Linked DNA regions of Mus musculus: region 2 is linked to region 1. A link is a loop called in an ENCODE intact Hi-C map of the cell type or tissue named here. Cell type or tissue: left cerebral cortex. All regions are shown on one strand. Links, peaks and the distances in the headings refer to the core of each region. The heading gives the core; the rest is flanking DNA.

What was found. Peaks named below come from ENCODE experiments on the same cell type or tissue, not always from the same donor. Only the 100,000 strongest peaks of a DNase experiment are listed, where the experiment ranks them.
Region 2: a loop joins it to region 1, with 5 times the contacts of the local background. A loop is called at or near these places in 2 of 42 quality-filtered maps.

What each region holds. Positions count from the first base shown.
Region 1 is chr1:175,625,014-175,627,925 of GRCm38, forward strand. It overlaps Fh1 (fumarate hydratase 1), which reads right to left and starts at 622. Exons shown (of 10, transcript NM_010209.2): 1 at 438-622. The coding sequence starts at 560. In left cerebral cortex, for the core only: CTCF peaks have their summits at 464 and 1,136 (motif pointing right); DNase peaks (open chromatin) are centred at 662 and 1,126; H3K4me3 peaks cover 1,034 bases; H3K27ac peaks cover 936 bases.
Region 2 is chr1:176,698,556-176,701,467 of GRCm38, forward strand. It overlaps Gm26104 (a small nuclear RNA gene), which reads left to right and starts at 2,062; the gene lies at 2,062-2,171. In left cerebral cortex, for the core only: CTCF peaks have their summits at 301 and 1,427 (motif pointing left); DNase peaks (open chromatin) are centred at 288 and 1,429.

The DNA of each region.
Region 1 (2,912 bases), core at 180-2,679:
GAAAGCAGGAAAGAGCACCCTGGTGGACCAAGAAGCCAGACCCTAGCCTAGGGGAGCATCCTGTCTGTGTCCAGCCAGCAGGGCTTGCGATCTGGACAAGGAAGGGGCTTCCCCTTTCCTCGGGCTACTCCTGCACCCCGGCATCCCCCACCCTCTGCCTCCGTGCACGCTCTTTCCCAGAGAAGGTGTCCTGGACCGAAGGCCTCTGCAAGCTCAGGCATTGGGCAGGTCTGCCCTGACACTCAGGCTCCCCAGCAGGAAGGAGCGCGTCCCTCAGCGCTGCCCGCAGCCCCAACACACTCGGCTGGAGGCCGCGTCCGGGGCGGATGGTGAGCGTGCTGGCCGGCGCCGAGCCCAGGCGCGGCCCGCGGGGACACCCGGGACACTCTGACGTGAAGGTCACCCCGGGGAGGCCGGGTCCCGAGATGCCCGCTCACCATTCGCGCGACGTTCGGAGCACACCGCGGGAGGGTGGTCGCTTCCCCAGACACTGCAGCACCGGCGGACGGAACCCGCAGGAGGCGACGCGAGCGCGCGAGGAGACGGAGTGCGCGGTACATGGTGCTGCTGTACGGGGGTGGAAAGCTGAGCCTGAGCCACGCCCCCTAATACGTCAGATTCCGGCCACGCTCGTAACCAATCAAACGCCTCTTCCTGAGCATGTAGGACGGGACTAACCATGACTGGCCAATAATAACTAATGGGGCGGGTTGCCTTCCCTGGGCCTGTAGTATGGCTGTTTGAAGTCCTCGGGTTCACGGGAAACTAGTGCGGAAGGAATCATGGGAAAAGACAAGAGGCGGGAGGTCAGATCTTCCGACAATACTTCAAATGTGGCTGCTAGGAGGCAGGAAACTGGCTGAAGATGCCTGTAGTACTAGGTCCGTGAGACAGCCTAGAAAGAACATGTTATCAAGTTAATATTTATCCTGCAACCACCCATGACGTGCAGCTGTATGAATCCGTGTCTCAAATACTTATCTTCCTAGAAAGTGCCTCAAATTTTAAACAAGGAAGTAGTAATCAATTATCCCACAATGCTCCTAGTTGTCATTTTGGAGTCAATTTTCCTGTCATTTTTTTAAAAGATTTATTTTATGTCTATGAGTACATTGTAGCAGACTTCAGACTCACCAGAAGAGGGCATCAGATCCCTCTTATTGTGATGGTTGTGAGCCACCCTGTGGTTGCTGAGAATTGAACTCAGGACACCTGGGAGAGCAGTCACTGCTCTTTACCACTGGGTCATCTCTCCAGCCTTTTCCTCTGTCTTTTAACATGTCCTCTGATAACATTTATAATGTGTCCACATTCCTTGGGATTTTTCATCTCTGATTTTCTTTGTGGTTACAGGCTAGGGAAAACATTGCTTAAATGATGCCAATGGAAAAAGAGTAACTGATAAAAAAAATTGTGTCTCTTCTTTTAATTTTCTAATGCAGAATCAGAAGACAGTTAAAGAGGAAGTTCTTCAGGAAATGAGAGGCTTCAATTTATAGCCTCAGCACTCTAGATGCCACGGTAGGGAGGAGTTGAATTCAAGAATAACCTTGGCTTCATAGTGAGCCTGACACAAATGCACTGTTGACCTGCAATCTTCACACTTGAGAAGTGCAGGTAGGAAGAATAGTAGTTCAAGGCCATCCTTGGCTACACAGGGAGTCTGAAGCCAGTGTGGGATACAGGCCACCCTGTCTCAAAATAACACAAATGAAATAAAATAAGTAAGAATAAGACTAATAGCTGAGCTAAATCAATTAAACCAGTACCGGTGGGTTTTCAGACCTCAGTATCTAGTTCTTCCCTCTCTCAACTAATGGCTGAGAAATTTTTAGAGTAGTTGGTGAAAGGTAGAACCAAATTTTCTTTAAAAGTTAGGTTAAGGGGAAAAAGACAAAGCAGTAAGATAAAGTACAATCATATAAAGCAGTGTATCTTCTGCCCGAAATGTTACACTTTTGCCATTAAAGAGCAGCCACAAGAGTGTGGTGAGTATGTGTGTATGTGAGTGTGTGTGGGTGTGTGTGAGTGTGTGTGTGAATATGTGTGTGTGTGTGAGTGTGCGTGTGAGTGTTTGTGTGCATGTGTGAGTGTGTGTGTGTGAGTGTGTGTGAGTGAGTGTGTGTGCGTGTGTGAGTGCGTGTGTGTGAGTGTGTGAGTGTTTGAGTGTATGTGAGTGTGTGTGTGCGTGTGTGAGTGCGTGTGTGAGTGTGTGTGTGAGTGTTTGAGTGTGTGTGTGAGTGTGTGTGTGAGTGTGTGTGAGTGTTTGAGTGTGAGTGTGTGTGAGTGTGTGTGTGTGTGTGTGTGTGTGTGTGTGTGTGTGAGTGTGTGTGTAGGGGGATCTCCTGGGTTCCAGCTGAATGAAAAAAACAACTGAAATGAAAGGAGGAGGACATGACTACTCCTAAAGTAAGGAGAGGATTTTTATGGTAGATACAAGGGAGAAAGCAGAGAGAGGAAAGAGGCCAAGCTGAACAAGGCAGGCAGAGGAAACCAGGCCATGGGAGGAAAGGGGGCAGGGGATGGGATGGGGGCAAGAAAGGAGCTACTGACAAAGACAAGACAGGTAATCAAGCCAATAAATAGGCTAAGAGAATGATGTAGCCAAAATGGCTGACTTACATAGGGAAAAGAGCTGTGCAGGTGGAAGCCCAGCTCTCAGAAGTTTAGAGGAGGGAAAGGGTTGAAAAGTGCTGGGAGGAGCCCCAGATATTGCTTTGATATGTTAATGACAGCTCAGCCATTTCTCTGAGTTTCTGAGACCTAAGGCCTGTCTTCTGCTTAGTTTATAAGTAATCATGAGTCCTTTGTTTCCATTCTCTACTCTCCTACCACAAAGCAACACAAACACTTACCATTTGCTTTGTCTGTACTCTTAACGAAATAGAAGATTCATTTCTAAACTTGAGTGC
Region 2 (2,912 bases), core at 187-2,686, 1.1 Mb after region 1:
TTTTTGAAATAGTTATCATTCCCCTTCTATGTATGAAACCACCATCCATTGAATCCCTACTTTGGGTTAAACAGAGAATAAGAGATTGGCAGACATATTTGCTAAACATGTCTTTCAGACATTCTTTTTATCTATAAAGATTTTTTTTTGTCTATAAATAATCTTTGTCTCTCTGTATATACAGAAGTTGGGGCTCATAGACTTTAGGTTTCGTTTTCAGTATTGTGAGGCTTCTGCTTCAAACTTCATTCTCTGCTCCAAAGTTGAGCTTTCCTCATGATGTTAGACTGCCTCTCCATGGACAAAGATAGAGATCACACTTTTATGAAACCTGCACACTGTTGACCAGTTGTGGAGAAGGAAGGCTAATTATAAAAACCAACAGCCACAAGTCCTCGACACCAACTTGAATCCCTCGCTGGGGCCAAGTTCAAAATCATGTATCTAGGAGCTTAAGACAAATAGGTTTACACATGCAGACTCAGGAGACCTGCCCTTGTACAGCTCAAATGCTTCAGCATGTTTGTGGTCTTTGTGCTTTCTGTGCCCACCATGATGCCGGAGGAAGTGGTTGCACTCTCCAAGGGCCAGGTGGACTTGAATACAGGTCTATTACAGAGCTAGGGAAGTAACAAGAAGCAGGTACTAGGGACAGCTCTGTGGAATAGCTCCTTGGCTAGTTTATCCTCTCTGTCTCTCTCTCTGTATGTGTGTCTGTCTGTCTGCCTCTTTTTTTCTGTTCTCTCTCCCTCCCTCCCTGCCTTTCTCCATCTTTCCTCCCTGGCCCCCCAAAGCTTCTATAGAGGTCTCCCACTGACCCATATCAACCAGGATAAAAAAGCAAGGGCACCTGAGGGAGGTATTAAATCAAGATTAGCCTCCTGCAGTGTCCTGCACAGAGGACAAAGGTAGAAAGAATTCATTAGATGGAAAAGCACTCCAAAAGGAAACCCAATGTTAACACTGCCTTGGTATCTATTCATGTGCTGTTCTTGTATACTCCACCCGCCTTAGAATAGAACCCAGGGCCTTGGGAATGTTGGGTCAGTGTTCTTCCACTGAGTAGTGTTTTCAGTCCTATGTTCTGCATCACTGTTTGTCAGGAGTCACAATTTTGTGAGTCTCTCTACAAAGCAGAACACAATTGGCTGATGGAAAGAGCCAGCTGGTCCACCAACCACTGCAAAAGCTAATGAGACTAATGTCAGGAAGAACAGACAGCTTCATGTCTCAGGTAAAACAAGAATAAAGACTATATTGAAGAAGTCCAGAAAGCAGACATGGAATACACAAGAGAATGTCTGGCAGAAGAGTTTACTTCAACATAATTAGTAAAAACCTGATGTCTAGATCTATCTATCAGTGACAAAGAATGAGGTGGAAAAATGATCTCCTGACACCAAGAGAATTCAGTCATGGGCAAGACTGCCACCTGCTGCTGGGGCTGCTGCAGTAGAAATGTCTGAATTGGGCAGAATGTTAGGCTAGAGAGCAGAGGACTCTAAAACTCTGACCCAGCATACCCATGGCAGAGCCAAACCAAGACCCATGTTGGCAATCAACCATCTTTCAGCCTATGAAGGTATGCCCCCAAAGTCTATATTTCCTAATTTATTTTCTCTGCTATGGCAACATGAGCACTAAACCACTAATTCTCCCATGCTGTTGTTTGAATTTTAAATACACCCCCCCCAAAGGCTCAAGTGTTTAAGATGCAGTACCTATTCTGTGGGTGCCTTTCAGGGGAAGTGCTCAGGGAGAGGAAGTGACATATTTGGAGGGTGGGCACTTGTAGTGGCTATTGGCATTCCAGCCCCTTCCCCACCTTGCTTCATAGGCACCATGAGATGAACATCCTCTGCCATGGTGCTGCCAGGCCCAAAGCACCAGGAATAAGTAACCATGGCTGAAAAGTTTTAGATTGTGACTTAAAAACAAGTCTTTTGGATCAGCAAGATGGCACAGAGGATTGAAGTGCTGGCCACAGAATCTGCTAGCGCACCTGAGGTGGAAGGAGAGCACCTGTAGTGAGAACTTGGGTTTCTTTTAAAACCCAGTTATGTGCTCACTTCGGCAGCAAATATACTAAAATTAGAACGATACAGAGAAGATTAGCATGGCCCCTGCGCAAGGATAACACGCAAATTCGCAATGGAGTACTACTCAGCTATTAAAAAGAATGAATTTATGAAATTCCTAGGCAAATGGATGGACCTGGAGGACATCATCCTGAGTGAGGTAACCCAATCACAAAAGAACTCACATGATATGTACTCACTGATAAGTGGATATTAGCCCAGAAACTTAAAATTCCCAAGATATAAGATACAATTTGCAAAACACATGAAACTCAAGAAGAACGAAGACCAAAGTGTGTACACTTTGACCCTTCTTAGTATTGGGAACAAAACACCCATGGAAGGAGTTACAGAGACAAAGTTTGGAGCTGAGACAAAAGGATGGACCATCTAGAGACTGCCATATCCGGGGATCCATCCCATAATCAGCTTCCAAACACTGACACCATTGCATACACTAGCAAGATTTTGCTGAAAGGACCCAGATATAGCTGTCTCTTGTGAGACTAGGCCGGGGCCTAGCAAACACAGAAGTGGATGCTCACAGTGAGCTATTGGATGGATCACAGGGCCCCCAATGGAGGAGCTAGAGAAAGTAACCAAGGAGCTAAAGGGATCTGCAACCCTATAGGTGGAACAACAATATGAACTACCCAGTACCCCCCAGAGCCCGTGTCTCTAGCTACATATGTATCAGAAGATGGCCTAGTCGGCCATCAGTGGAAAGAGAGGCCCATTGGTCATGCAAACTTTATCTGCCTCAGTTCAGGGGAATGCCAGGGCCAAGAAGTGGGAGTGGGTGGGTGGGGGAGTGGGTGGGGGAATGGGTCGGGG